4 separate regions of the Homo sapiens genome follow, and regions 2, 3 and 4 are each linked to region 1. A link is a loop called in an ENCODE intact Hi-C map of the cell type or tissue named here. Cell type or tissue: OCI-LY7. All regions are shown on one strand.

Evidence for each region. A loop is a pair of places that touch in the nucleus more often than their neighbours do. Peaks named below come from ENCODE experiments on the same cell type or tissue, not always from the same donor. Only the 100,000 strongest peaks of a DNase experiment are listed, where the experiment ranks them.
Region 2: a loop joins it to region 1, with 7 times the contacts of the local background. A loop is called at or near these places in 12 of 110 quality-filtered maps.
Region 3: a loop joins it to region 1, with 5 times the contacts of the local background. A loop is called at or near these places in 11 of 110 quality-filtered maps.
Region 4: a loop joins it to region 1, with 3 times the contacts of the local background. A loop is called at or near these places in 6 of 110 quality-filtered maps.

The regions. Positions count from the first base shown.
Region 1 is chr13:40,067,109-40,072,108 of GRCh38, reverse strand. LOC107984569 (a long non-coding RNA gene) reads left to right here. Exons shown (of 3, transcript XR_001749970.1): 3 at 1,303-1,424. Among named protein-coding and RNA genes, the nearest start is that of LINC00332, 110 kb to the left of the region's middle. In OCI-LY7, CTCF peaks have their summits at 2,506 and 2,717 (motif pointing left); DNase peaks (open chromatin) are centred at 1,568 and 2,718.
Region 2 is chr13:40,775,052-40,780,051 of GRCh38, reverse strand. No RefSeq gene overlaps it. Among named protein-coding and RNA genes, the nearest start is that of MRPS31, 6.4 kb to the right of the region's middle. RefSeq lists an enhancer at 2,756-2,805. In OCI-LY7, CTCF peaks have their summits at 939, 2,305 and 2,523; DNase peaks (open chromatin) are centred at 2,411, 2,671 and 3,141; H3K4me3 peaks cover 1,111 bases; H3K27ac peaks cover 1,810 bases.
Region 3 is chr13:40,443,408-40,448,407 of GRCh38, reverse strand. The region is part of intron 6 of LINC00598 (long intergenic non-protein coding RNA 598); the gene reads left to right. Among named protein-coding and RNA genes, the nearest start is that of LINC00598, 35 kb to the left of the region's middle. RefSeq lists enhancers at 2,143-2,748, 2,558-2,857. In OCI-LY7, no CTCF peak of the experiment used is centred here; a DNase peak (open chromatin) is centred at 2,677; H3K27ac peaks cover 3,085 bases.
Region 4 is chr13:40,584,263-40,589,262 of GRCh38, reverse strand. The region is part of intron 1 of FOXO1 (forkhead box O1); the gene reads left to right. Among named protein-coding and RNA genes, the nearest start is that of FOXO1, 80 kb to the left of the region's middle. In OCI-LY7, CTCF peaks have their summits at 1,919 and 2,137; a DNase peak (open chromatin) is centred at 2,196; H3K4me3 peaks cover 3,002 bases; H3K27ac peaks cover 3,173 bases.

The DNA of each region.
Region 1 (5,000 bases):
ATACAAGGAAGAATGAATTCCTGTTGCATTTGTTCTGTGATCCTTGTAATACAAAAATTACAGCAGAATTAATCCAGAACTATAGATACAAATTCAGGAAAGCATCAGCAAATTTAGCCCTTAGAATAGGGTTTGCAAATAGTATGTGTTCAACAAATATATGTTGATTGGGTGATTAAAAGAGTTCACCAATAGTTTGGTGAATGGTCAGGAAGTCTTGGAAAAGAGACATTTCATATTGCACTAAGTGTCCTACTCTGGAGAAAAATAACCAAGCATAGAGTTATGACAGCAGAGCTGGAGTCAATAGGACACTACAAATCTAAGAACTACAAATCAAAATGGTATTTTGGCCAACAGAGCAGGTTCTAGACACTTGCCACAGCACCAGGTGATGTGTATTCCAACCAGAAGGTTGTTATAAGGCATCTCTTGAATTAAGTTTTTCTTATTACTTGGACATTATGTCATATTCTGATAAAATAAAGTCATGATAACTCTGCTTTCCAAATGTATTTTCTTTTCACCTTCAAAAGCACACCTCCATCTTTATACATTGCCTTTTTGATTTGATCCCCAGAACCATAAGAAATAAAAATGTCTGTGATCTTTAAGGGGTGGGGCTGGAGGCTCGTGCATCTTCCTTGCACCTAGCAAAGTTACTGACACATAATGAGTCCTTAATAAACAACAAATTATAGCTAACATGGAGTGTTTACCGTGTAGCAGACACCGCTCTGAGTACTCACATATATTGGCACATTTCTTTAAGGAGTTCAGCATAATTGTGATGGGTGTGCAAGATTGCCACTTGCTAGCAGAGTGACCCTGGGCAAGTTACTGAAGCACTTTGGCCTCAGTTTCATAATCTGTAATATGGGAGTAATAACTGAGATAATTTCATAGGGTTGTTGCACAGATCATCTGAGTTAATATCTATCATGCCTTTGGAACAGTGCTGCATACATGATTGCTCAGTAAGTACTGGCTTGTGTTTGTATTTATCCTAAGATCACCTCTCAAGTCATTGGGGGAAATCAAGATTTGAACTCAGACTGCCTGGCTCAAGACCCTGTGTCTCTAATCACTATTTATTTTGAATGAGTTACTAAATAAGTGAAGAAATAACCCAAAGTCATACGGTCAGATAGTGACAGAATCCAGATCTCCTGTCCCTCACCCCACAATTCTAACACTAGACCCCTACTGAGTTGCCACAAGTGCACAGATCCAGGTTGTCTGGGAGGGAGGCAGGAAGTTGCTGCTGTACACATGGGTCTCACACTCCTCCTTCCTCCTCAGATTACACCTCCTTCCCAGGCTGCGGAGGCTGGTGGTGCCAGTGCACGCAGGTAGAAGCCAACATCTTCTCCATGGGAGCAGATTAATGGTAAAGGACTGTACTCTTCAACTCATGCAGAGAAAAATGAATGGACTGAGCAGAACAATAATAATAAGTGACATTTGAAGAGCACTTTCCAGTTGACAAAGCCCTTTCACATCCATTGTCTCACTTGACCACTGGAGCAACCCTGTGATGTAGGTTATTATTTCCGGTTTTGAAGATGAGGCAACCTGAACACAAGGATGTCACGTGACTTGTCCACGTTTGCAGGGTGGGCAAACCCTGGAGCCCAGGCTTGCACTGGAATCCCCTGACTCCAGATCCCAAGTTCCTTCCTTAACAAAATATTTGACTCAGTACACTGAGAGAACTTTGCCCCTGGCCTCAGAAAAAGTAGCTCATGGTATCTCCCAGTGTAGAGTCTGATCTGCTTAGGAAAGTAAGTTTGAACCTTCCTGAAGGCAGAGGTATGGACGAGATGACCCAGACCTCATCTAAAGCCAGGCAGCTTTGTGATTCCCTTCCAGGATTTTATGAAAGAAATAAAATTATTCACTTGGAATGTTTGCTACCAGAAATGTCAGAGAAGCTGTAAAGGGCCATTTATTTGGGACCTTCTAACCATGTGTTATGGTAGAAAATTTGAGAGAAGGAACAGGCCATTAGGAAAATTATTTTATTCACTTCAACTATTATTGTCTTGTTCTGATAATATTCTATTTGAAAACTTGCATTCATAGCACTCTTTCACATAAAATCGTGTTCTCTGGGTCCTTCCCACCTCATCATGCTTCTTTCTCTCACATGTATAGAGATTGTTTTTCATTTTGAACCCAGTTGCTTCCTCTTTGATGCTGTAGAAAATCACCCTTCTGGGCGTGTGGCATAATGACTTCCATGGCAATGGGCTGAAGTTACAGACAAGCCATTACGTGAGCACGACAGGCTGAGCAGAGAGACCAGAGCCAGTTCTTTTAAAACTGCTGTCCTTGATAATAGCAGGACAGAGGTAGAAAATTACTGGCATTATAAATTGCTTTTTCGATAAAGGTTTTGACTCTGTCTTTTAAAAAGCTGTGCCACACGGGGAAAATCTCTCTGCATTTTTAATTGTAGATAATTTTGTGTAAGAAAAACCTCCCCATGAAAATGGTCTAATGAAATGTGCTTCGTTTGACTTTGGCAAAGCTCCATGTCATTCTAAACGAGTGCATAAAAACAGACACAAACAATATTTGCTATTACCTAAAAGTGTAAGAGATAATTTACATCAAAAGCAAAAGAGGAGATTGAGAATTGGAGAGTGGTCCCTAAAGCAGAGCTCCCACTTCTACACGCACGCATAAAAGAGCAGGAATAAAGGAAGTGTGGTGTACTGCCACCCAGCGGTGAGTCAGGGAAGACTGAGGACTACCATGACCCCTCAGTGTCCAGAGCCCAACCTAGGTAGACAAAAACCAGGGCAAAAAGAAACAAGGCCCCAGTCCTGCTAAAGGAGAAGACATGTTCTAAAGTTTATGCTTTACTCAAAGAATGCCATCTCAGAATCTTGTTAATGCTTATCTTAGGCATAATTCTAACATGCATAACTTTCAAACCCATCAGGAGATCGAAACCATCCTGGCCAACATGGTGAAAACCGGTCTCTACTAAAAATACAAAAATTAGCTGGGCATGGTGGCGCGTGCCTGTAGTCCCAGCTACCCAGGAGGCTGAGGCAGGAGAATCGCTTGAATCCGGGAGGCGGAGGCTGTAGTGAGCCAAGATCACACCACTGCAGTCCAGCCTGGGCAACAGAGTGAGACTCCATCTAAAAAAAAAAAAAAAAAAAAAAAAAAAGAAGAAGCAAGTAAATAGAATGGAAAGAGGAAAGGAAGGCCTATTGCATGTAGGCTTCTCTGTGTAAGCAGTACGGTGCATCCCGTAGAGGACAATGGTGGACTCCTTAGAGTCAAGTGTCTCTGTGCCTTTTACTAGCTGGGGAACTTGCTCAAGTCATATCACCTCATTGTACTTCATTTTCCTCATCTGAAAAATTAGCATGATAATTGTACTACCTACCTCATAGAACTGTTTTTGAGGATTAAAGAAGAAATTCGTAGAAATAGGGCAGTTCCTGATACTTAGTATGCATTCAGTGTCAGCCATGAGCATTTTAGAAATATAGAAGCTCAAATCCATTAAGGACTAAATCCTGGTTGTTATTTAAATTATTCATTTGTTCATTCAATTCACATTTATTAAGCACATATTATGAGCCAGGTAATGAATAGCCGCTGTGTAAATAAATATCAATAAGCGACTGCCCTTCCCATCTAGGAACTCAGACATGCAAGCAAAATTTACATCAATGGTGGGAAGTGCTGGAGGAGCATTTACGTGGGAACACAGACCCTATCCCTGGAGAGGTCAGGATGGCTTCCTAGGGGTGACGTTCAAGGGGGTGCATGGGAGGTGAGGAGGGGGAGTGCATTCCAGAGGAGGATGCAACATGTTTAAACAAAGGCTCAGATGGAGGGAGAGCTGGTGATTTTGCTCCTCAGGGTGTAAGGGGTTCTGAGAGGGGAGTTGAGGCTGAAGAGGCAGGCGGGGCCAGTGCTGGAAGGCCCTTGCCTGTGCAGCTAAATCCTTAGGTTTGCTCCACGGTGTTCAAACTTCTTCAGCATTACATATATTTTTCCCCAACAAAATCTCATGGAAAACTCCAGCATATGAAAAAAAAATAAAAGCAGCATTTTGTTAACAGACATTTAGTTTGTAAGTTCAAATTTATGACGGTTACAGAATGAATCAATAAGATCAATAAAGAAGTATTAATTAATACAACATTTTGGGCATATGTGTGACAAACCCAACTTCCATTTTATATATATGTATATATTTATATATATTTCTAATTATATACTATTGAGAATATTCTGATTCACTCTGAGAACTAGTTGCAAAAAGTAGTTTTTAAAAGAAAAAAAAAAAACTCAGTTTGCAATCTCTAAATGCCCTTAACTGTTCTGGAAGTTTAAAAGGGCAATAGTAAGACATTTTTACTTTAAATTTGAATTATCATCTATCAACGTCTTACATTTCTTATCATAAATAGAAAAGTCAGATGAGAAGCACCATAATCTTAAAACCATAACACATCATTATCGACGTGTGGCCTGGTTCCTGCCCACTTGTCATAGTCTGGCTGTTAGCTAGGATGAGACTGTGTACTGAGATATTACACCCAAGCCTTACCTGGCCTATGAGTGAGGAAAGCGTCTTAGTCTGTTTATGCTGCTGTGACAAAATACCTAAGACTGGGTAATTTTCACAGTTTTGGAGCCTTGGAAGTCCAATAAAGGTGCCAGTGGGCTCAGTGTCTGGTGAGGGCTCGGTCACTGCTTCTAAGATGGTGCCTTGTTACTGCGTCCTCTGGAGGGAAAAAATACTGTGTCCTCACATGGTGGAAGGTGAAAGGGTTAAAAACAAACAAACAAACAAACAAACAAACAACAAAAAAACCCTAGCTAGTTCCCTTCAGCACTTTTGTAAGATTGCTAATCTCATTCATGAGGTCTCTATACTCATGACTTAATCACCTCCGAAAAGCCCTACCTTTGAATATCATAACATTGGGGTTGAAGTTCCAACATGAGAGTTTTGGAGAAGACAC
Region 2 (5,000 bases), 710 kb before region 1:
GGAATAAGAGGAAAGATCAGGTTCTGCCAGGTGACGCTCTAAGTACTCCCTGCTCCATGCCGCTGCTTCTCAGCTTCATGTGATTGCACCTTTGAGGACTTCCATGGGCCACATTCTAACCTTCTTATTTTATTTTATTAATTAATTTATTTCTAGAGACAAGGTCTCGCTCTCTTGCCCAGGCTGGAGTGCAGTGGCTTGATCATAGCTCACTGCAGCCTCGAGCTCTCAGGTTCAAATGATCCTCCTGCCTCAGCCTCCTAAGTAGCTGAAACTATAGGCATGTGCCACCACACCTGGCCAATTTTTAAATTATTTTGTTGGTGTGTTTGTTTGTAGAGAAGGGGGGGGGGTCCTCATTTTGTTGACCAGGCCGGTCTCGAACTCCTGGCCTCAAATGATCCTCCCATCTCAGCCTCCCAAAGTGCTGAGATTACAGGTATGAGCCACTGTGCCCAGCCCTAACCCTCTTATTTACAATAGTATTCTTTTCGTCACTGTGCCTAAAGTTGTAAAACATGGCCAACTCCCAAATGCACCATCATTCAAAGTATTTTGCCAACCTCTCTGTTCCAATTAAGCACTGGAAATTTGGAGATGAAAAGCCACACCTCATTCCATTCACTAAGAATCACAGAGCCAGGCACAAGGAGCTGGGAGCAGCAGTGCATGGGCACCCAGAGCACCAGGAAAGGGTCTGGAGGGGGCAAGAGCTGAGCCTTGAAGCAGGAGGAGGAGTTAGGCAGGGCAGAAGGAGGGAACACACCATAAGATTGCAAGGAGGTGGGGAAGCCATGACCATGTCCCGTGTCCGGGAGCTACAGGGGCTCTGGTCAGGGTAGGAGGAGAAGTAACAGGAAGGAGACTAGCAAAGGAGGTGGGGCTGATCTCGTGGGGTCTCACAGGCCCTGCTAAGAGAGTGTAGAGTTTCTTTAGAAGATGGTAGAGGGAGCTGCTGAGTGATGCAGACATCATGATGTGAACGTGGCTGTGTGGTGGAGGTTGACAGCATGGACTCTGGGTCGACTGACCAGTCCCCAAAAGCTGGCTCTCCCACCTGATGACTTTGCGATGGTAAGAAGCTCCTGTAAGCCTCAAATTTCTCATCTTAAAAAGAGAAGAATGGGCCGGATGCAATGGCTCACACCTGTAATCCCAGCACTTTGGGAGGCTGAGGCAGGTGGATCTCTTGAGGTCAGGAGTACGAGACCAGCCTGGCCAATATGGTGAAACCCCCGTCTCTACTAAAAATACAAAAAAAAATTAGCCGGGTGTGGTGGCGCACACCTATAGTACCAGCTACTCTGGAGGCTGAGGCAGAAGAATCGCTTGAACCCAGGAGGTCGAGGTTGCAGTGAGCCGAGATTGTGCCACTGCCCTCCAACCTGGGCAAAAGAGTCAGACTCCGTCTTAAAAAAAAAAAAAAAAAAAAGGGAGAATGGTGTTACTTGCCTCAGAAAAATTTGTGAAGATGAGACAATACATATAAAGCACTTATAGCCTCTAGTACTTAGTAAGTGGTCAACAAATGCTAACTATTGTTGTTACTGATCATTTGAATAATAATGATGTATATAATTTGCCTCATTTTTTATAGTTGTGATAATGGAATGAATTAACTTTGTCACGGCAAAAGAAGTTTAAAATGTTAGTTGTGTATCCTGATAGAAAATATAAACTTAAAAATCAATTTTTTTTAGAGATGGGAGTCTTGCTATGTTGCTCAGGCTGGTGTTGAACTCCTGGCATCAAGGTATCCTCTTGCTACAGCCATTGTGCCTGGCTAATATAAACATTTGTTTATTCATTCCACAAATATTGATTGACCATGAAGGATGTACCAGTCACAGTTCTAGGCTCTTGGGATAAAGTAGTGAACAAGGCTGACAGAGGTCCCTGCTCTCCCAGAGCTTACATTCTAGCCGGGAGGCTGATGATGAAAAAGGAAACCATGTAATTCACAAGGCCTGTAAATTCCACTAGGATAGAGAACGTGTTGTATTTGTACCTTGATCTATCTCAACTGCATAAGACAGGGCATATGATCAGGCACTCAAGGAATGTGTTGAATGAATGGAAGATTATTTCAGATAGTGCTGCATGCAGGAAGACAAGGAAACAGCATGACATGACAGAGTGGGAAGGTTGGCTTGGCTAGATGTGGTGCACTCCTGAGAAAGCCCTGCTGAGCTAAAGTGGATGATGTGAAGGAACCAATCGTGGGACAGTCTTTAGAATGGCTATTCCAGGCCAAAGAAGATTCCGTGCCTAAGCTGAAGGCCCGGAGGCAGGGCTGTGCTAGACCTGCACAAAGAAAGATGGAAAGGAATGAATGGACCCCACAGCACAGGGACCAATCATTTGTGGGTGTTTGGCAGACCTGTCTTTTATCTAATAGGAGACTGTTTTTGCCTCCAGAGGGCACTTGAACATAACAAATACATCTAAGGGCCAGCTTGGGTTAGCCCTTAGAGAAGCAGTTTCCCGAAGGCATAACTTGAGAGGGCCAGGAATGCAAAAAGAAAATAATCTCAGACGAAGCCTTTGCTTATTGAAATTTGCAAGCACCTCTTTTAAAAATTAAATTTTCTTGAGATAGTTAGTACAATAAGCTAGCAATGTGGGTTTTCGTACATTAGTGTTAGTTGAATAATATAGCCCTCCCCCTGGTGGACAGATGACAGAGAAGTTTGGCAGGTAGGAGAGGGGACGAAAGGCTAATATAGAGAGGTCTTGGCAAGGGTGTCAGGCCTGGGTGAGACCCAAAGCAAGGAGGCTCTGAGAAGCTAAAAGGCAACATAGAGACAGGCCAAGGGACAGGAGAGAATGAGTACAAGAAGTCAAGAGGATGGGCGGGGGGAACCAGAGTACTTTGATGTACTTTAGAAATTGACCTGAGGACAGTTCTGCCTGGTCATATCTCTGTCATCTCCAAAAATTATGTGCTAAGCACAGTTTCAGCATAGTTCTATGTCATATGCTGTGCCATACACATTAGTGTGACATGATCCTGGTCTTCCATGCACTTAAAATCCAAAGCAACTTTAAACATGAATATACTAAGAATGAGTCATCTTACGTAGAGGGGAAAGACAAGTATCTAGACAATCTAATTTGAAGGGCACGCAACCACTTCCTCTTCCGTCCCATCTCCCGTAAGTTCTGCTGCTGCGGGCCTCTCCGTGCCCCTCCCCCTTACTTTGTCCTTCGGTTTTGGGCACTAAAGACCTTGTGAAGGAGGTAATGGGCTCTAGGAGACTCATCCATCTGGGTGCAACCTCTCTGGGCCCCCACAGCCCAGGCACCTGTTGCATTACATATCTTGTTCTATTACCTGCTCCACATCTGTGATCCCTGCTGGATCAGCAGCCCCTTGAAGCAGGGAGCAAGTCATACTCATCTGTGTATTCCAAGGGGACTAAAGCTACATTTTTCACACAATGTTATACATTTACACTAATATCATCTATCTATATATTATATAAACATGCATGCATGTTCATCTATTGCTTTTTTTTTTTTTTCGAGACAGGATCTTGCTCTGTCACCCAGGCCCGAGTGCAGTGATATGATCACAACTCACTGCAGCCTCCGCCTCCTGGGTGCAAGCAATCCTCCCACCTCAGCCTCCCAAGTAGTTACGACTGCAAGTGCACGCCACCATACCCAGCTAACTTTTTTTGGTATGTTTCGTGGAGATGGGGTTTCCCCATGTTGCCCAGCTGGTCTCTAACTCCTGGGCTCAAGCAATCCACTTGCCTCAGCCTCTTAAAATGTTGTTTTAGGCTGTGTTTGATACTGTAGTTCGATCTGGTTTTTAAGATAGACCAGCTGGAGATATGTATATATATGTGTGTTCCAGAAAGAAAGAAAAAAAGTCTCAACTTGGAAGATGCAGAGACAAAAAAGCTCTTAATCCACCTAGGAAAAAAGATGGGAAATACCACATCCAGTGTAGTACCACACACATCATCCATCACCCAAATCAGGAAGCCTCATGATGAGTTACGTCCCCAGTGAGCCCATCCAGCCTCATTTTCTCCTTCTTTTTGTGACTTCAGCTAGTACACCGCCTTTGGAAAGATGTTCATAATCCGTTAATACTTTTGCTAGTGGAGCCACAAGTAAATTGAAGTAGGTAGCTGAAACTGCTGGACAACTGGGTTTATTCTGCAGGCTTATTTCACAAAGAGCAAACCTCAGAAGACTGGGGCCATTGCTGACCTGGCTAGTTGGATTTTCAAATATTGACCATTCCTGGACTCCTTGCTACAGGGTTTCATACATCTGCTGTGACATCGGACTGATCTTGTTGGATAATTCTGATGTCAATGAGAAAATTAAATGAGATAAGAATGTAAATGGTTTAGTATGCAACGATGGCAGTTAGTGGTATTATTATTCTCATTACCATATTGGGCATGTTTATGCTGCCTCCTGATTTTATTGGAAAAAGTCTTACATGCATTTTTACACAGAGGCATTGAAAGTTAATTCAGAGTTGATTTTAGGGAAAAGGATTACTTTGGACATAAAATATACAGATTTATAGACATATTCATTGGGAAATGAAGTTACATATATGGGCAATTCTAGTGACTGAAAAGCAATTAATAGAATCAATTACATTTGATTGCCTATCAAGTGCATAGACTAAGTATGATGGAAAATGGCATAAAACAAACAGCAGAATATGATACATCTTACTGCACAAGCAAAGTAGCCACAGAGCCTGTAAACCTCACTTGTGCTATGACATTCGTGTTCTGCCATCCTGCCACTTGGGAGAAGGGGCTCATTGTTTTTACCCTTTTGTGACCCACTAGCATGAACTAGTGGCTAGTTTATGCAGATTGGTAGAATAGTTTAAATTGTTCTGAATCTTTCTAGATGTATTATTTACTCACTTAGATCTTTCCAAGACGTATTATTTACTAGCTTTAAAGTGTTTCTAAGAATTAGTATAGTAATTAAGCTTAGAAATGAATCTGGGATACATT
Region 3 (5,000 bases), 380 kb before region 1:
GGATTGGGAGAAACCTCAAATAACGAGGCAGACTGTTCCAGGAATCTATGTGGACTGAATGTACTGACATCACCTCTATTCATTTGCTAGGGCTGCAGTAACAAAGTACAGTCGACCCCCCTTATCCATGGCTTTGCTTTCTTCAGTTTCAGCTACCCATGGTCAACTGTGGTCTGAAAATATTAATAGGGAAATTCCAGAAATAAACAATAAGTTTTAAATCATGTGCTACTCTCAGTAGCATGATGAAATAAATATCTTGCTGTCTCACCCCATCCAGCCTGGGACCGAATCCTCCCTTTGTCTTGTGAATCCAAGCTGTAGGCACTACCTGCCTGTGAGACGCTTAGAGGCTGGCTCTGTTATCAGATAGCCTGGCAGTATCACAGTGCTTGTGTTCAAGTCACCCTTATTTTACTTAATAATGGCCCTGATCTGCCAAAGGGAAGCCGTAAGGTGATTCCTTTAAGTGAAAAGGTGAAAGTTCTTGACTTAATAAGGAAAGAAACAAATAGTATGCTGAGGTTGCTAAGATCTATGGTAAGAACCAATCTTCTATTTGTGAAACGATAAAGATGGAAAAAGAAATTCAAGCTAGTTTTCGTGTCTCCCCTTGAACTGCAAAAATTACAGCCACAGTGCACGATAACTTTTATTACAGTATATTGTTCTATTTTATTGATATTGTTGTTAATCTCTTACTGCATGTAATTAATAAACTAAACTTTATAGATATGTATGTACAGGAAAAACATAGTATCTATAGGGTGTGGTACTAGCTGCAGTTTTAGGTATCCACTGGAGTTCTTGGAATGTATCCCTCTGGAAATTGATTGTTCCACAGTTCTGGAGGCTGGAAGTCCAGGATGAAGGTGTCGGCAGGGTTCCTTCCTTCCTTTCTTCTTTCCTTCCTTCCTTCCTTACTTCTTCCCTCCCTCGCTCCCTTACTTCTTCCCTCCCTCCCTCCCTTCTTTCTCCCTTTTTCTTTCTTTCTTTTTCTTTCTTTCTTTCTTTCTTTCTCTTTCTTTCTTTCTTTCCTTTCTTTCTTCCTTTCTTTCTTTCTCTCTTTCTTTTCTTTCTTTCTCTCTCTTTTTCTTTCTCTCTTTCTCCTTTCTTTCTTTCTTTCTTTCTTTCTTTCTTTCTTTCTTTCTTTCTTTCTTTCTTTCTGTCTTCTTCTTCTTTCTCTTTCTTGACGGAGTCTCACTTCATCAAGTCACTCTGTCACTCAGTTGCCCAGGCTGGAGGGCAGTGGCATGATTTTGGCTCCCTGCAACCTCTTTCTCCTGGGTTCAACTGATTCTCCTGCCTCAGCCTCCCAAGTAGCTGGGATTACAGGTATGCACCACCACACCTGACTAATTTTTGTATTTTTAGTAGAGACGGGGTTCCACCATGTGGGCCAGGCTGCTCTTGAACTCCTGACCTCAAGTGCTTCACCCACCTCAGCCTCCCAAAGTGCTAGGATTACAGGCATGAGCCACCACACCCTGCCAGGGTTGGTTTCTTCTAAGGGCTGTGAGGAAGAATCGGTTCCATGCCTCTTTCCCAGCTCCTGGGGATTTGCTGCAATTTTTGGCATTTCTTGGCTTGTAGATCTCTGCCCTCATCTTCACAGGATGTTCTCCCTGTGTTTCCAAATTTCCCTTTTTTATAAGGACACTGGTCATATTGGACTAGGTCCTACCCTAATGATTTCCTCTGTAAAGATCTTATCTCCAAATAAGATCACATTCTGAGGTACTGGGAGATAGTACTCCATCCAGCATATGTTTTTGGCGGGGACACACTTCAACCCATAACGTCACCACTCATGAATGCCCTGGAATGTCTGTGTTACATGTGCTCACAAAAGTTTGTTTGGTTTTTCTCTTCTCTTCCATTATGTAGAATACCCTAAGGTATTTGAATTACCCACTGTTCCTCTTAGATCATTCCCTCCCAGCTGATGGAGGAACTTGGGAAAAGCTGCCAACCAACTCAATATTTTGCCTCCCTTAACTGGGAGATCACATTACTATGGGCAAAGTGCTCTTCATGCAAATCTCCATGGGTTTGAGGAAGAGGTCTGTGAATTCCAAATATTCAAGAGGGCACTGGGCAAGTGGCCCTACCTTTTTTCTTTCTTTCTTTCTTTCTTTCTTTCTTTCTTTCTTTCTTTCTTTCTTTCTTTCTTTCTTTCTTTCTTTCTCTTTTTTTTTTTTTCTGAGACGGAGTTTTGTTCTGTCACCCAGGCTGGAGTGCAGTGGCGTGATCTTGGCTCACTGCAACCTCAGTTTCTGGGTTCAAGTGATTCTCCTGCTTAAGCCTCCCCAGTAGCTGGGATTACAGGCACCCACCACCATGCCCGGCTAATTTTTTATTTTATTTTTAGTAGAGACGGGGTTTCACCATGATGGCCAGGCTGGTCTCAAACTCCTGACCTCAGGTGATCCACCAGCCTTGGCCTCCCAAGTGGCCCTGCCTTTTTAAAATAAAAATATAAATATAGGCTTTATTTCCTCTTTGGAACGCTCTAATCAAAACAAACTGGGCCACGCATGGTCACAATAACAGGTGGCTCGGGAGGTCCCTTGTGGCTTGCTGGCTGCAGACCTGGCCTCGTAGAGCCCGGGAGGGAGTGACATTGGCCCCTCATGCAGCGGGGCAGCCAAGCGTGCCTGCAGCTGGCCGAGGCCAGCTCTTGACTCACAGAATGACTAACAACGGGGAAGCGTAGACAATGGCGAGAACAATGTGGGAGAGTTGTTGCTGGAAGGAAGTGAGACTTGTCAGGGCTTCCCCCCAGCTGCTCACAAGGTAGTGCTTGGTGAAGCATGCCTTTCTCCTCAAAGTCTAAACAGGATCAGTGAAAACGTAACCAGCCCTCATGAGCCTGTAATCTGGGATTACAGGTGTGAGCCACTGCACATGGCCTGCCCCACAGCTTCTATGATGAGCCCCTCACCCCGTTTATACCACTTAAGTCTTCTCCTGGCCAGAGGTGATGCCCACACTGGGCCAGGCTGGGTCCAAGTGTGGAGTCAGGTCATCTTTCCCGGAGGGATTTACACAGAAGAGCAGGGGTCACACCCAGGGACACTGGGATGGGACGTCTGGCCCAGAAGTGGCTTCTGAACTCAATGCCCCGTGGTCTCTGTCACTTGAAGTTCTGCAACTCTAAATCTCTATTTTTATATATTTCATTGATTAAAGGCAAGAAACACTTAACTTTTGTTGAGTTTGAATAGAAGTAACTGCCCTTATATTTAACAGTGAGTAAATGTACAACGTTCCTTTTGAAATGAGGTCTTCTCCATCCCACTCGATTTCCCATATGGGAGTGTTGAAGGAATCTAGAATTCACTGTCTTCACAGTCCCCTTCACCTTGCTCAGAATCTATGTTGAAATTTTTAAAGTCCATTTTCTGTGCTGATTAAACTTTCACATGTTAGCCTTTGAGGCAGATATGGCATTTTGGTAATGTGGTATACAGATTACTGAATAATTACATAAGCTCTGGACAGCCACATTTCCTAACATGCATGTGCCTCTTCTCACGGGGCCCAGGACAATACTTCCAACTAAACAATTCCAAGAAGTTTTATTCAAATAACACTCTCTCTGAAGAATTTCTCCTGTTTAATGGGAGCTAGGGGATATAATTAACTTGAACACTTGATTTGGAATAAGACAGTAGAGATTTTAGAAATTGAGGGATTTGAAATATCAAACTCACTCCTAGGATTTAGACCCAGACAAGAAAAAGCTTAAAAATAAAAACAACATTACAATTATTAAATTTATAGTCCAAATTTAGATATGTGTAATGAATAGTCACTTTTTTTCTTCTTATCTGGAGGCTGAACAATCCCGAGCTGGGATTTTTTTTTTCTTTAATATGAAAGAAAAGAAAAATTAGTGTCTGGGAATGAAGGGTACTTATGACCTTTCTCCAGCCTCCTGGAGTGATGTTTGGGGACCTTTGCTGAAGTAAGTAGAGTTATTCATGTTGAAGACAGCTCGAGAATGAAGCACACAATTACACGGGGAGAAGAGATAAGAGAAAAGAGATCCATTTATTATTAGAGTCAACCTTTAGAGAGTTGTTGTGCTTTTTGAATGAACTTATCAGTGACAAAAAGTTAAAGTGTAGAAGCAGAAGGCATTTATTCAGATGGTATCTTTCACATCGTGAAATAATGTTATAAAACACAGAGGGCTTGGGCCTGGGAATTTCTGAGCCTGTGTCAAGGTTTAATTATTGGATTTTTATCAAAAATCTGCTTTTTTCCTGATGGTTTCAGGCTTCAACTAATGAGAGATTATTTAAACGTGCTCTCACTGAGGGTGCCAAAAGCAAAATTTTCAGCTGGTTCTAAAACCATCTTTGAACGTGAACATGGTCCTACGGCAGCTACTTGGTTTGAAGTCCCTCCTTTCCAAGTGACAGCATTCACACAGCATTTACTGTGGACAGTTCCCTCTGCTTGGGGTACATCTATGCAAATGTGTGAGACTCCCTGGGCTGTGCCACCTTCCATAAACAGTCCCTGCTCACCCTTCCCCTGCAAGCACATCATTGGAAGTCACCAGATAACCAGAGGCCGACAAAGAGACAAAAGGCCTACCCTGACTGCAGCACTAGGTCCCTTGCTTATCCTACTCCTTCAACCAGGAACAGCACAGCCCCTTTCTTGGCATATGTTTTTTACTTTCATGAAACTGGCCCTAAATGATACACCAGGCACCCACTTGGGTTCAACTTCATGGTTCTCAGTAGAAGTGGAAAATATGAGGGGCTGTGTTCACGTCAGTTAATTCTGTGATGGGTGCTGTGAACTGGGTTTGTCCTCAGGGAATCAGGAAAGTGGCCACCCAATTCAAGTATCTTTTAACAAGATATATAGGCCTTCCAAGATCTCTAAGACATTCTAAGATCTATAGCACATTCTAACATTTTAAAGCACAAGGTTCTAGAAATGTAAGAAAGGAACTGTCTGAGAATATATAGAGAAATACC
Region 4 (5,000 bases), 520 kb before region 1:
GAGTTGTATTAAACTGTTTATGTGAATAGATAGTTACTTTTGAGATGTCTTTGAATGTAGAATATTCTTGCAGCCATTTCTTGATGGTCTGCCTTGACTGTCTTATGGACAGTTGGCATCAGTGACACTTTCATTTATTTACTTATTTATTTTTTTTTAGACAGAGTCTCGCTCTGTCGCCCAGGCTGGAATGCAGTCGTTCGATCTCAGGCTCACTGCAACCTCTGCCTGCTGGATTCAAGTGATTCTTGTGCCTCAGCCTCCAAAGTAGCCGGGATTACAGGCATGCACCACTATGCCTGGCTAATTTTTGCATTTTTAATAGAGATGGGGTTTTACCATGTTGGCCAGGCTGGTCTTGAACTCCTGACTTCCAGCAATCTGCCCACCTCGGCCTCCCAAAGTGCTGGGATTACAGGAGTGAGTCATCACTCCTGGTCAATCAGTGACACTTTTAAATCACTTGTGTCCTTGACTCTTTTTATGTTGTCTTTATGAGGGACAGGCCCTTTATTCTACCAAGGAGACCTCCATAGTTGCTCATTCTGAATTCTTTCAGGAAGATTTGGTTGAGGGTTGTTCATTAGGCTGGGGCCTCTGCCGGGGTGGGTTGAGATTAGATGGATAACAGGAAAATAATCATAGTGCTTCCCAGCCCCTGTAAGTGAGGGGTCTTCTTAGGATAACTTTTTGGCTTGGAGTAAATGTCCCCCCCAAAATCTTAAACTCAGTTTAAGGGTGAAAACTTAAATATAATTTGTTCCTGGACTTTGGGATTCTGTGAACATTTGTTTGCTTCTGTTAGTGATGGTTATGGAGGGTTTAACCGCCCACATTTTCACTACCTTTTTAGCCCAATAAATGGAAAAAGAAAAGGTAGGCAGGGAATTTTGTTCCACTTAAAACATCAGTTGGCCTGTTCGGATTCAGGTGACTCAAGGTTTGGTAATGAAGCTAGAGAAGTCTTGTGCAGATACACTCAAACTTCCTGACTGTGCAGTTCAGGGAATTGTAAGTAGAGCCTGAGCAAGGAACACCTTGATTGTTGGAGAGGAAAGGTGGAAGATGAGCACTCCCTAATCCTCCTCTACTCAGTTTCTTTAGGGTTAAATGGGCATTTATTTAAATGTAGGATTCTGCTTGCCTGAACTCCCAAGGTTCTGTTAATTGAATTGAATCCTTTCTATCCTGGGCTTCCTCCCGCACCATAGCAGATGTGAGGATATGGAGCATAATGCAGTAGTGCTCTGTACTCTGTGTTATGCAATTTGAAAAGTGCCGTTCTAGCCCGAAAATGTTAGTGCATTGACTCTCTTTCACATGAAAGGCCTTAAAGTTTACCCCTGGAAGTCAACCTAGGGTGGCACAGAGGCAGAGACCCATTACCACCATCAACCCTCTGGCCCTTTTAAAAGGTGGGGAGAGGCTACTGTGAACACTGAAGACAGCACTTTAGTTGGATGGACTTCATAATTAATGTCTCATTAAGTGAAGACTTCCGTTTCATTTGGCTTTCCAGACCATTCGGTAGAAATGCAGAGGAATGGAGGGAGAACAGTGCATCTCAGTTGGCAGGCAGGAAGAGCAGATGTGGAAGAAGCAACAAAGATTTTCTCCAAGCACTTGAGCCGTGCTTTAGGTATAGATGGACTGTCTTTGGGGCCATCCTAGTAATCAACATGGTTAATGGCAGCTTCTCTCTCTGTCCTTGAGTCTTTTAGCAAAAATAAGTTTTTATTTGACTCCTCAAGCAAGGGTACCCAGCCTTGGAGAGGAGATGAAATTAAGATAAATCTTTATTTTTTCTTATTTGTATTTGAAGGGGAAGTTTAAAACTAGTCATGTAAATAGCTGTTTGGCTTATCTGGACTTTCCAGTCATTTTTGTTTTCCTTCCTTTCACGGATAATCAATCTTTCACTATCTGTTCGTATTTGCTTCTTATTGTGGTCTCCTGCTCCGCCCTGCCCACTCCCACTTTTTTTTTTTTTTTTTTTACTTTGTTCTGAGCCCTTCTCAGGCAGAGGAGGTCAGGCAGGTACACGTGCCTTTGGGAAGAAGGTGGTGGAAAAATATGGAATAATGAGCCCTTCTGACTTTGGATTCAGCAATTTAACATTGGTGCAGTAGGTGGAGTTATTCTTGGAGTCCCAGTTTGAAGATTGCTGTGCAGAAACCCATCTGTGCTGCTGGTTGCCAACATTTCTGGTACAAATATTGTCATTTGCTCTTGAGGCAATCTGCTATTTCAGTCCTAGATGCAGTTTTGTAATATGCTGGGTAAAATAGCAGACAAAAAATATCTTAAGTGGTGGTATAATCTTCAGTTTAAAAACACTTTAGCAATGTTTCCAGTAGAGGATTGTTCAACGTGTCTCCTTTCCTTGGCTGTAAACATAATCTAAATTCATTTTTCCTCGTTTGCCTGAGCCACGGTTCCCTTGTGCTGACTTTGCATGTCAGTAACTTCCGTACCCATCAGAGAGGAAAGACAGAGGGGCAGTCTTGTGCAGGTAAAAGGTTTAAGTAGTAACATTTCCTTAAGATTGCACCCTGTAGAGGTTTAGCATTCCATGATCATTCTGTTGATAAGCAAATGAGAAATGAGTAACTTGCTCAAAAGTTACTTGGTTACAAAAATTGTCAAAACTGATACTACACACTATTTCCCATTTGGTACCTTTTATCCCTACACACTATTTCCCATTTGGTGCCTTTTATTCCAGACTGCAAGAGTCATATCTTCTGTGCAGGCTGCTGAACAGCTTCACAAGGGGGTGCCTCTGTTGCCTGTGAGGAGTAGGTGTTCTTGATGGGATTGGGGTCTCCCTGGAAACCCGGGGATGGGACTGTGCCACCATTTTATTGGGCTTTTGTTATTAAGCCCTTCTTAGAGAGAGAAAGCATATCCTGTAGGAAGTAGTATGTTTCCTTCTGTTTCTGTGGCTTTCTCAGTTTCTTCCCATCTTGATGCATAGTGAGAAATCCATTTTACAGTATGACTCAGTGCACATATGCACACAATGATAGAAGAGTTTTACAAAATAGTACTGTGCTTAGCCATTTATGTAAGACTGTTTTGTTATTATTTACAGAAATGCTAGCCACAATCCTCTCAATTGGTTTCACTATTTTATGGATTGTGATCCAGAGTTTTAGCCTGAGGGCTTTCCCACATTCTTTCAAGACCTTTGTGTCATGGCAGCAGCCTTGAAGTTAGGGGAAACAGGTAGATGAATCCATATATGGAGAATTGGCCATATATGGGAAATGAGGAGGGAGTTCACAGGTCAGTCACTTGAACACACAATGATTTGGGCTGAGCCAGTTTTTAAGTAGCCCCTCTCTGGATTGGTCTCAAACATGGAACTAGTTAAACTTACGTACTAAATCAAACAGACCCAAAAGACACCGTTTGTTTTTTAAGTCTTGCTGGCACAGACTAGCTAGGATAGGGTTTTTCATCCATCTGGACATCTTGTCGTTTAGCTTTTGTATACAACCCTTGAAAATGGGCAGCTGCTGGGTCCACTTTCCTGGATGAGGTTTCTTGCTTCTTTCTTTTGAGATTAACCTGAGTAGGGCTCACCTGAATCAATTATTTCCGCAGAAGCTTTCATCTCATGAAAGCGCATTCCACTTTTCATGTCTTCAGGGCAAATACGAATTGCACTTCCACCCTGAAGTCAGAACTGTAAAGGAATTTTAGGTGTTATCAATGTTTGATAAGAAGTGATTACCCTTTCTCTGCAGAGCTGGAACAGCTGAAGCTGGTGTGATCTGGCTGGGAGAAGGCTGTGCTCTGGAATAGTGTCCTTTCCACTGAGTCCCTGACTTGCCTGTTGGCATATGGAGCAGTAATCTTTTCAAAACTCCATTGTGAAGTTGGCTGTGTGTGTGTGTGTGTGTGTGTGTGTGTGCGCGCGCGCAGAGGAAATACTTACATACTAAAGGGGAAAGCGGGGGAGGAAAATTCCAGGAAATTGCAAGGTGAGGTTGACATTCCTTATTCTCTTAACTCTTGCTTCTGTTTTTCTTTCTGAAAAACAATGATGACTTAAAATTTGATCCCAGAACCAACTGGCTTTTTATCCGTAAGATTACAGTTGTGTTTTTTAGACATCCTTTCATAAATATCTAATGAATTGCCTTTTATTATTTGGTGTTAATGACCAAAAGTACCACTAACATAGTGTTTCTCATACTTGCCTGTCATATAAGATACTTGTTAAGAATATTCTGGGACTTCATCTTCCTCTTGTTAAATCAGAATCTACCTGGAATAACATAGTTACCTTATTTTCTTAGAATAGTAGAACTGAAAAGAATCTTACACATGAAAGTAGTTCAGGTGTTCCCAAACCTGGCTCCAGTACCATGACTGCTTTAATAGATTGCCAAGCTGCGCTTCATACCTAGTGAATCATAACATCCGAAGCTTCCTAGAAGAGTCGGACCATTAGACTGGAGGGATAACTACTCGCTTATTCGGTTGCCTTCAGGAAAGGGGAATTTATGTGCTTGGTTATTGGGCTGATTAATAGCAGGACAAGAAATCTTATTGTCTCTGTAGATTCATCCAAATAATATCCAAATATATATATAATGTTTGTTTGAGATGGGGTCTCACTTTGCCCCCCTGGCTGGAGTGCAGTGGCACAATCACAGCTCACTGCAGCCTCAACCTACCCGGGCTCAGGTGATCCTCCTACCTCAGCCTCCTGAATAGCTAGGACTATAGACACGTGCCACTGCATCTGGCTTTTTTTTTTTTTTTTTTTTTTTTTTTTTTTTGCATTTTTTGTGGAGATAGAATTTCTCCATGTTGCCCAGGCTGGTCTTGAACTCCTGGGCTCAAGCCATATGCCTACCTTGACCTCCCAAAGTGCTAGGATTACAGGTGTGAGCCACCATGCCCAGCCCCAAATAATATTTACATTTCAGGTACTGACTAGGTAGGTGAGTGGGGGCAGTTTTGAGATGGGTGAGCAAGGTCTCTCT